Linked DNA regions of Homo sapiens: region 1 is linked to region 2. A link is an interaction called in ENCODE POLR2A ChIA-PET data of the cell type or tissue named here. Cell type or tissue: MCF 10A. All regions are shown on one strand. Links, peaks and the distances in the headings refer to the core of each region. The heading gives the core; the rest is flanking DNA. Region 1 overlaps PDZD2 (PDZ domain containing 2). Region 2 overlaps PDZD2 (PDZ domain containing 2).

Evidence for each region. ChIA-PET counts read pairs that join two places held together with the same protein. Peaks named below come from ENCODE experiments on the same cell type or tissue, not always from the same donor. Only the 100,000 strongest peaks of a DNase experiment are listed, where the experiment ranks them.
Region 1: POLR2A ChIA-PET joins it to region 2 with 5 read pairs; 2 of 35 experiments call an interaction of 5 or more read pairs at or near these places.

The regions. Positions count from the first base shown.
Region 1 is chr5:31,913,992-31,919,371 of GRCh38, reverse strand. All of the region lies in intron 2 of PDZD2 (PDZ domain containing 2), which reads right to left. Among named protein-coding and RNA genes, the nearest start is that of MIR4279, 19 kb to the left of the region's middle. In MCF 10A, for the core only: no CTCF peak of the experiment used is centred there; a DNase peak (open chromatin) is centred at 2,801.
Region 2 is chr5:31,986,225-31,991,604 of GRCh38, reverse strand. All of the region lies in intron 3 of PDZD2 (PDZ domain containing 2), which reads right to left. Among named protein-coding and RNA genes, the nearest start is that of MIR4279, 53 kb to the right of the region's middle. In MCF 10A, for the core only: no CTCF peak of the experiment used is centred there; DNase peaks (open chromatin) are centred at 574 and 3,084.

The DNA of each region.
Region 1 (5,380 bases), core at 113-5,112, 72 kb after region 2:
AAAAAAAAAAAAAGACAAGACAATGAGCTTCAGTTAAACAACTATGGGGCTAAACTTAGCATTCCTGCTCACTAGCCATATGAATAATAACTGAATCTTTCAATGCCTCAGTTTCCTCATATGAAAATGTGCAATGTAGCTGCAGAGGTTTTGCTAAAATCAAGAGACAGTGCTTTAGATCATCTCAGTGCCGGCCACAGTGGGCATTTGTCAAGCTGTGGTTACAGCGACTCTCCAGTAAAACCTACTCACTCCTCCACCAGTTTCTTCACATTTCAATCTTTCTGCTGTTTTGGCTTATTTACATCACTAACCAAATTATACATAGCTTGTCCTGGTGTAATTGAAAGTGACAAAGGGGAAAGTGGGAAATGAAAACAGAGAGCTCAGTGCACAGCCGTGGTGAAAGACTCAGAAGTCAGCACTCAGCGGTTCCCAAAGGGGCTGCCAGCTCCAATCAGGCCACTAGTTACTTGACAAGAGCAGGAAGCCAGGAACCACATGCCACCCAGGATTCCCCTGGAAAAGCTACACAAAACACCCACTCTTGGAGTAGCACAGAAAAGCCTCCTGGTCATCTTGCTGGCTAAGTGCCGGTGCCATCAATGAGATCTTGGGGGTCCACTCAGGAGGGAACTGCACTTCCCTCCTCAGGAGCACTGTAACCTTCATCTTTTTTATTTTCCAAATTATTTCCTGGCTAGGGATGAGCCAAGTCTAATGGAAGATAAAAGAATTGTAATGATTAAGGCTACCCTAAAAATCAAAAGAGAAGCTTAAACTAGCATGATTAACCATACTACTTAAAAAGAAAGGTTATCCCTGAGACAGTCAGAACACCAGGTGTCTTTTTCTGTCCTTTCCATTTGCTGACTATAATAAACCTCAAAGGAGAATTCTGAAATGCCCAAAATGATGCCCATGAATGATTTCCAGATGGTTCTTTCTCTATCTTCACTTTTCAATCCCAGGAACTCTGTTCACCCTAGTTGGTTCTGTGTCATATGTAAGGAATTGACATTTCCAATGGAACATGCCAGTGACCTTTCACCCAGCTCAGTGCCTTTCCTTTCCCCAAGGGACTCCTCTTCAGTCTTGATATGGTTTGGATTTGTGTCCCCGCCCAAATCTTATGTAAATTTTAATCCCCATTGTTGGAGGAGGGACCTGGTGGGAGGTGACAGGATCATGGGGGTGGATCTCCCCCTTGCTCTTCTCATGATAGTGAGTTCTCATGAAATCTGGTTGTTTAAAAGTGTGAGGCACCTCTCCCCTTGCTCTCTGGCTCCTGTTCCGGCCATTTAAGATGTGCCTGCTTCCCCTTCACCTTCTGCCATGACTGTAAGTGTCCTGAGGCCTCCCCAGAAGCAGAAGCCTGGCCGGGCACGGTGGCTCACCTGAGGTCACGAGTTTGAGACCAGCCTGGCCAACTTGGTGAAACTCCATCTCTACTAAAAATACAAAATTAGCTGGGTGTAGGGGCACACGCCTGTAGTCCCATCTACTCAGGAGGCTGAGACAGAATTGATTGAACCTGGGAGGCAGAGGCTGCAGTGAGCCGAGATCGCGCCATTGCACTCCAGCCTGGGCGACAGAGCGAAGACTCTGTCTCTAAAAAATAAAAATAAAAAAACCAGAAGCCTGTACAGCCTGCAGAACTGTGGGCCAATTAAACCTCTTTTCTTTATAAATTACCCAGCTTCAGGTATGTCTTTAGAGTAGTGTGAGAACAGACTAATACAAGTCTCACAGGCACCTCTACTCTGAGCTCTTGGGAAATCCTTCCAGAATTTCTTTATTTCTATACATCCTTCAATGGAAAGGGATATTTAATGTTTATTTTTGAGAAAGGGTCTCACTCTGTCACCCAAGCTGGAGTGCAGTGGTGTGAACATGGCTCACTGCAGCCTCAACCTCCTGGGCTCAAGTGATGCTCCTGCCTCAGCCTCCTCAGTAGCTGGGACTGCAGGCACCCATGGCAGGGTAAGTTCTGTATTTTTTGTAGCAACAGGGTTTTGCCATGTTGCCCAGGCTGGCCTCAAGCAATCCTCCCACCTTGGCCTCCCAAAGTGCTGGGATTATAGACGTGAGCCACTGCACCCATCCAGATCTCACTTTTTATTTCCTTCTTAACTCTCCTTGGCCACAAGTTTACAATATTCTCTGACAAGTGTCAGATGCAATAATCGTCCCAATCCTGTGGCTCCCAAGGGTTTTCTGGATCCAGTGCAAACTCCTGAATGTGGCCACTAAACACTTCAACTGGCTCACCCTGTTTTCCTTGCCAGCTCCATCTGGTTTCCTCCATCTTGTGTGGCAAGATACTGTGTCCCCACCCTTGTTTAAGAGGTAGTGCCTGTCCCTCATCAACCTCCTTCCACTCATGCCAGCCTAAGTTCCCCACATTTGCACATGGTTTTATGGAGTTTATAAACAGTTTCACACAAACTGGGCCTGTCATGATGACAGTTAGCACAGGGCTCTCACTAAAACCAGAAGGATGCTGGTAGGAGGCTCACACTCACTCAAGTGAACTGTCCCATCAAGCCTGTAAGCCCCCTCCCTTCCCCAGGCATCTGGACACTAATTTTTACCTCTAGCTAGATGAAATGCCCTTGCCCAGGAACAGCTATGCAAGGAGGTTTTGTACTGGCTCTATGCAGAGCACAAGGCCTCCAAAGAGAATCAGGAACACCCAGGGATCCATGAAGAAAACAGCTGAACACGTGCAACGTCACAGTCTTGCAAAAGTGACACTCGAGCCAGGGCAAGCCCAATCTAAAAATAGATGCACCTGAATTGGGACATCAGAAGGTGCCAGAAGGCATAAGAACACCACACCTAACTCACCTGGCCTCACTTGCTGGGCTGGGACAGCCAGCGCTCCGGGTATGAGGCAACAAAAAGATGAACAGGCACTGTCATTCAACCCTTGCTCAAGGGCAATCGGGGACCCAGTGGGAGTAGAACCAGGCCTCTACACCTGACTGTGGGTACGCAAGGGCACCCTCCCCTGGAGGGGTTGAGCCTGCTCTACGCAATGCAACTGAAGTAGGGAAGGCAACCCTTGGATACAGCCAACTGTCTCTGAATGACACCGAGGGAGATGAGCCTGCTCCGGGCAGGGCAACCAAAGCCACCAACACAGACACCAATGCCTTCTTCCAGGATGGACTAATGATGAAGGCTTTTTATTTTGTAAACACAGTGTTCTGCAGCTAGAAAATGTCTGGGAGAAAAAACAAGATGGAAAAATAAATTCCAGCGTTAAAAACAAAACAAAACAAACAAAAAACAGTTGTTTACCCTCTACAGATTCAGTCTTTAGACTTTATGAGCACCTACAATCATCAGGAACACATATGGGGCCCCTATCCAACATTCTCTCTCCCACTGTCCCCCCAACACACATATAAGCTGACACTTGGAGTCCCTGCCAAGCCAATCTCCAATAAATTCTTAAAAACAAAAGGCTCCCAATAAAAGATTTCGGAACAAAGCTCCGCTCTGTAGGTACACTGTAAAAAGGAAGTTTTTCCCCATGGACAGAATGAAATCAAGACTGGGCTCAGATAGAAAGGCCAAGTGGATATTAACCTGTCTACATACTACTGGTCCTTTCATCTGTTTTTCAAAAACAGACCTGAAAAGAGTAATATTTGTCTCTACGAAGAGTTAAGTGTTTGAAAAAAAAATTAACACATACACACAAATCAGAATTCCCTTCTCTCACATCCTGGGCCCTGGGTCTTTGAAACTCTCTGGCCTGTATATAGAGCAAATGGTAAGCTTGCCCGCCTTCAGGGTGTTTTCTCCCAAACCCAGAAATGCCCTTCTCCTGGGGACACAGCAGGGCTTTCCTGGAGAGTTTGCCTGCTTCTAGGCTGAAATGTCTGGACGCAAGACAAAGATGGTTCTTTCAGTCAAGAGCCCAGAGGACAAGTAGCAAGGAATAGAGGAGACTCCTGGCCTCAGGGTTTGCTGTCTCTGTGGAGAACAGCCCCTAGCACAGAAGGTCCATAACTGGTTAACTGAGGAATGAGCAGAATCTGGGGGCCACGAGGCTGAATCTGATAGGAAGGGCCAAGTGTAGATGCCACGGGCTCATCATTTTTTTGCCTGGATGTCACAGCGGCAATCTAATAACGTGGGGATTTCAAGTGAGGGATGCTTCTCCAATTGGAAAGTAGGCATCAGGAGGGTAGGTGGCATCTGGTCCCAGTATTCCTTTGCAGCATTGCACAGTTCTGGAAACACCCAACATACTCTGTTTAGAAAGTAACGGTATCCAATGAAGACCCCCTACAGCTTCTAAAAGAAATAGGAATTCAACTCCAAAACTTTGCCTCTCTCACAGGGACAACTAGGTACACGTTTTCACCACTTCAGGCTTTCCCCACCCCCTACATTTTGCTGAACTTAACCTCTGTATACACTAGTCCCCGCCAGGCTCACTGTAAATATTTCATGCTACCTCCACTCCTGTATGAGCACATGTCAGAATTACTGCGGCTGCTAAGCCTGAATTTAGGTTTGCTTCACCAGCTTTCTATGTCAATTCTGTGTTAAGAAGTGGTCCTATACACAGCATAGCCTCAATTTCAATAGAACACCACCTGGAACAAAAACAGTCTTTGTCACTGAATTATTGTCTCCGTTTCATCATCTAAGAAAATGGCACTAGCAATGGCACCAGATTTCATTGGAGTACCCTTTCTCACATTGACATCTGTCCTCTGAAAGTTTCAAAGTTGTCCTCTGAGACATGTTCTATCTACTCCTAAATTTTTCCTTTTCAAAATGAGATCCCTGTGTTAGGATCAGAATCTTTTTTTTCTGTTTTTGAGATGGAGTCTCACTCTGTCACCCAGGCTGGAGTGCAGTGGTGCAATCTCGGCTCACTGCAACCTCCGCCTCCTGGGTTCAAGCAATTCTCTGCCTCAGCCTCCCGAGTAGCTGAGATTAAGGTGCCCACCACCATGCCTGGCTGATTTTTGTATTTTTAGTAGAGACGGGGTTTCACTGTCTTGGCCAGGCTGGTCTTGAACTCCTGACCTCGTGATCCACCCGCCTCAGCCCCCCAAAGTATTGGGATTACGGGCGTGAGCCACCGCGCCCGGCCAGGATCAGAATCTTGAGTATGACTTACTGGAATGACAATGCAATAAACTTTATTTAGTCATTTTAATTTTGAAAAAACCTCCAAGTTTTAATGTTTTGGAGCCGTGTAGGCATGTGCCACTTGAGCAGAGAATTTCATTAGCTGTTTAATTCTGGGATCACATGGCACTGGAAAAGTTCATTGGGGCACACTGTAGTTGGGTTGGTAGCCACTGAAGAGTTACAGACACTGACATTCCTGTCACCCAGAGGCAGGGAG
Region 2 (5,380 bases), core at 156-5,155:
AACTGCCTCCTTAACAATTCCACTTGGGTATCTGATATACACCTTAGTACAATCAAAACTGGACTTTTTTCCTCTCTTACTCCTGGCTTTCCCATCTCAATGCAAACAGCATTATCCTCTACTCAGGCTAAAGATGATCCACAAGCCAAAAGTCCGTGAAGTATCTTTGATTCCTTCTGTTTAATCTCCCACATCTGAACCACGAGCACCATCTGTAGAGTCTACTTCCGAAATAGATGCCAGATCCACCGACTTTGGCCTTCTCCTCTCCCTAACCTCCCCCGTCAAAGTGACCAGCATCTTTAGCTTGGGTGACCACAATAGCCTCCAGTTTGGTCTCCCTTTTAAATTTCACCTCCTACAATCCATTATCCTCCATCAAACATCCAAGGGGAAGGTTTAAAAAACATAGGCTGTGATGCACTCAGCATAAGCCCTCCAACAACTTCCCACAGGACCGAGAATAAGGTTCAAACTCCAAGGTGGCATATGCGAACCTCTGTAACCAGCCCTGCCCACACCTCCTGAATCATCTCCTGGTGCCCAGTGTCTTTCTCATGGAACACTCTGTCATTCCTGCCTGAGGGCAGATGCTTTGCTGGTTCTTCCCTGGGAACATTCTGCCCCGGATTATGCAGGGCTGCCCTTTTCTGACACTCAATCCTCAGCTCAAACATCGCCTCTTTACTGAGATCTTCCTGCTCTGACACCCAACATCAACCAGCCCCCTGCCCATGACACTGCCCGGCCAGCTTTCACTTCACCCTGTTTTATTTCATTGACTCATCAGCTTCTGACACTGTGATTTGTGGATTTGCTTATTTATTGTTTGTGGTATGCTATAAATGCTGTGAGATAAGAACCTTGTCTGTCTTGTTTACCAACTAGTTCTCTAGCAATTAGAACAGTGTCTACCACATTATAATATCCCATAAATAGCACTGAATGAACAAATATAGAATGTTTATCCGCTAATCTTACAGTTCCATGATGGTCCTTGCGACTGAGGTTAAGAAGCTCACACAGATGGGAGATCTGTCTGTTTGCCAGTGTTCATTGTGTGAACCCTGGTCCAGTTGGAGAGACCGAGTTCTGCAACAGACCCTGTCTAGACAGATGGTTTGGGCATTTGTTTTCTTTTACATTAGCTTAAAGGGCAACAAGACTTTGTCAGCCTATTGAGAAAAAGCCAAACCCTGAAAAACTGGATGCTATGGACTTCTGCACTAATGTTGTTGGAGTGTTACCCTTTCCTGTAAACTGCCAATTACTGCGTGAGTTCACACATGTATCCCTTCACTGAAGCCAACGAAGGGATTTATTTACCAAAACAGGAGCGGTACATTAAAGGGAGCTGTCTCACAGCATTTAAATGACCTCATTACTGCTGGAACCAAAAATAAAACTTTATAACAGCAACTTTGCCCCATATGTGAGAAGACACAATCCAACCAGAATCTTGCTGCCGTAAATACTCCGGCGCTAGTTGCAAACCTTTTCTGAAACCGTTTGCTTACCCCTTCTTATTCAGAATGATCAGTAAGAAATGGGTGAGCATAATGTCAGAGCTGGAAGTCCCTTAGTCATCAGACCAAAATGCTCAGTTTATAGGTGAGAAAACAGAAGGCCAGAGAAAGGCCGCAGCAACCTGAAGGCCACAGTGCTGGGGATGGCAGAACTGAGGCAGGAACTTCAGGGTCCCATCTCCCAGGACTAGTATTCTTGGGGCCTTGATTAATAAATACCTACAAGGCACTGAGCTAAGACGGGAAACAAAGACAAAGAAGGCCCCGCCCTGCACTATTCACAATAGCAAAGATACAGAATCAACCTAAGTGTCTATCAATGGCTGACTGGATAAAGAAAATGTGGTATACACCAGGCCAGGTGTGGTGGCTCATGCCTGTAATCCCGGCACTTTGGGAGGCCGAGGCAGGCAGATCACTAGAGGTCAGGAGCTCGAGGCCAGCCTGGCCAACATGGTAAAACCCCCTCTCTACTAAAAATACAAAAAATTAGCTGGACATGGTGGCGTGTGCCTATAGTCCCAGCTATTTGGGAGGCTGAGGCAGGAGAATTGCTTGAACCCAGGAGGCAGAGGCTGCAGCGAGCCAAGATCGCGCCACTGCACTCCAGCCTGGGTGACGGAGTGAGACTTCGTCTCAAAAAAAAAAAAAAAAAAAGAAAAGAAAATGTGGTATATACCACAGAATACTCCTCAGCCATAAAACAGAATTAAATCATGTCTTTTGCAGCAACATGGATGGAACCAAAGGCCATTACCTTCAGTGAAATAACTCAGGACACAAAGTCAAATACTCCATGTTCTCACTCATAAGTGGGAGGTGAACAATGGCTGTCCGTGCAGAGTGGAATAACAGACACTGGAGACTGGAAAACGGGGAAGCAGGGTGAGAGCTAAAAAATTATCTATCAAGAAAAATGTTCACTATTCAGGTGATGGGCACGTTAAAGCCTGAACTTCATCACTACGTAATATATGTGTTGAAGAAATCTGCACCTCCATCCCCCAAATATATAAAACATTTTTAAAAAATCAAAGGCTTTGCTCTTAAAGTCTACTGGGGACACGATGAGCCAAATGGTAATTGGAATACGTCGGGCTCGGGCATGAATGAAGACCAGCAGAGGGTACCGCAGGAGACCGAAGAGGAGATGGCTAATGACAGAGCAGGCGGCAGGAATGTCACAGAGACCTCCTACAGGAGGGTGTCTTGAGGCTTGGTCCCCTAGGAAAGGTAGAAGCTAAGCGACGTGGGAGAGGGGAGAAGAAACCAGGTAGTGAGCGGAGCACTCGCAAAGGCTCAGAGGTGACACTAAGTATGGTCTTTGAAAAAGCTTGCAGTGAATTCACTCCAAATCAGGGAATAAGAAACTGGATATCAGGGATAGCTTCCAGACGGGGGTTAGTTACCAGAAAGGACAGGCCATGAGAAGCTTGCAACTTTCTGCCCTACCCCCATCTTCTGGAGTCAGGGGAGAAATGCTGGATTTTGAGTTAACAAATGATCATGCCTTCAGGATGAAGCCTTCATACAAATCCCTAGAGTATGAGGTTTGGAGAGCTTCCAGGATGGTGAATACATCCACATGCCAGGAGGGTGAATACATCCACATGCCAGGAGGGTGATGCACCCCCCCCACCCCCATCTCCACAAGGACAGAAGCTCCTGTGCTGGGAACCCTCTGGACCTCGCCTTATGTAATTCTTCATCTGTATTCTTTATTATATAATAAACTGGTAAAGGTAAAAAAGAAAAAAAGAAAGCAGTGAGAGATGGAGGCAGACAGTTAACCAGGAATCAGATAATAAAGGGCCTCAAATGACATCCCAATGTGTTTGGTAACAACCACGAAGGCAAAGTGGACCCACCAAACGGGTTTCAGCTACAGTGTGCGTGTGTGTGCATGCACATGTATGTTGTGCACCTATGTGTATGTGTGTGAGTAATGAGATGTGCTGTTTAGAAAGGTCCCTCTGGTGGCAGTTGGGACAGTGGATGAATGGGATAGGAGTGGGGCGATGTCCCGGGTAGGGGAGTACTGTGACAGCCCAGGGGGCAAAATGAAAGCAGCCTAGCCCTGACCTGAAGTTATGGGAGTAAAGAGAGAGGCAGGTTGAGCTGCAGGATTTCAAAAGGAGCTACAGTTGAGGGGACTTGGTGATTGACCAGACATGGCAGAAGGCAGTGGGCAGTGCTTCAGGTGACTCCAAGATGACCAGCTGTCCCACTCTCCCTAGGACGGAGGGTTTCCCAGGATTTTCAGTGAGAAACCAGGGGAAGTTCTGGACAAACCAGGATGGTTGGTCACCCCCAATGAATCTCATCAAACTTCCAGCTTGGGCAAACTTTGGGGATGGGGAGACCTGGAGCACTGGAGTGGGTTCAGCGGTATGGGAAAATGATGTGCTGAGTTTTAGGCATGATGTGAAATATATCCAAGATGGAGACATCCTGCAGGCAGTTGGCACAAAACTCAGGGGCTCAGGAGAGAGCTGAGGGCTCAGACACAGACTTGGGAGATGTTACCATGTAGGACAATGTGAGTTCACCCAGTGACCAAGGGGGCTTCCTGGAAAAGGACCATCCTCAGGCTGCCTCTGATGCAAACGTGAGGGCTCATCAGGGAGATGTTCTGAGTGTGATGCTCCTTCTGAGTTTTCTACTCGTTTCTGCAGATGCAGATCCAGGAAGCCTGCATGAGGTCTCTGCTGAACCACTTACAGAGGAGGCATAGGAAAAGGGTCTGGTAGTGTACAGGGTAGATTACGATTCCTAGGGAAAGACCACAAATGTACCCATAGACATACCCATGCCAGTCATGAATAAACTTGTCTGCTTGGCAAGTGGTAGGGTTCTTTTTTTGCTATGTGACTACATTTGGTTGTATTCATTTTCAACATGTAGCATTACAAAAATACATTACATTCTATATAAGCAGACTCGCAAAAACTCTCAGAGTAGTAAAGATCTTTGCTAAGAAGATAATGAGGAACTTTGAACTCATGCCTAAAATAGTTTGTCTATGTCCTAGGAGATTGTTTTAGAGGACAAACCCAACTTTGTCTTTTTAAATAGTCATCTGCTTATATATGTATTATTGTGAGTTAATGTTTTATAGAAAATACCATTTTTTAAAAAGAAAAATTTGTTTAAAGAAAATATATTTCCTGTTGCTCTGTTAAGAGGGAACTGGATGGAAAAGGAAAGACTGAGGGTTTATTTTAATGTAACATTGTCTTAGAACAAGTAACAGTCTATGAAAAAGAAGTACCTGACAAACAAAAATGTTCTGAATGATTATGAGCTCTTTTGTCATTTATTAAGTTTTTGCAGCTATATTAAATCATTATAAAGACAGAAATGGAAAAATACTGACATGTTTAATCTCCCATTATTCAAATGGAATGAAATTCCCCCCCGCCCCCCGCAAAGGCTTAAGAGGTAAATAGGCATTTTCTGTTTTTCTCGAAATTCCATTTTAGCAAGACCTTGATCTCTGTCCTGGACTAAAAATAAAAATCCCAAGAACTTAAACAATCTTGTATGAAGGTCTATTGGTTCCAATTTTGGTGCCATCAGAATGTGGGGGAAAGCTGTGAAAATCTACTTTTTGCCAACCCTATCAATCCTGGGCAAATGCACCTAATAAAGATAATTTTATGGTTGAAAAGGGTGCTAAAATATTCGAGGCTGAGAAAATGTGTGGTCCATTCTGATTTACCAAGACAAAAAGTATGACCCGGGGCCAAAAATCAGAATATGAATTATAAACAGTTACAAAGAATGCAAATTCCAGATGGCAAGTCTCCCCTTTCTATAGGCATGCGGCTTTTTAAAAAAAATGCCCTAAAGGC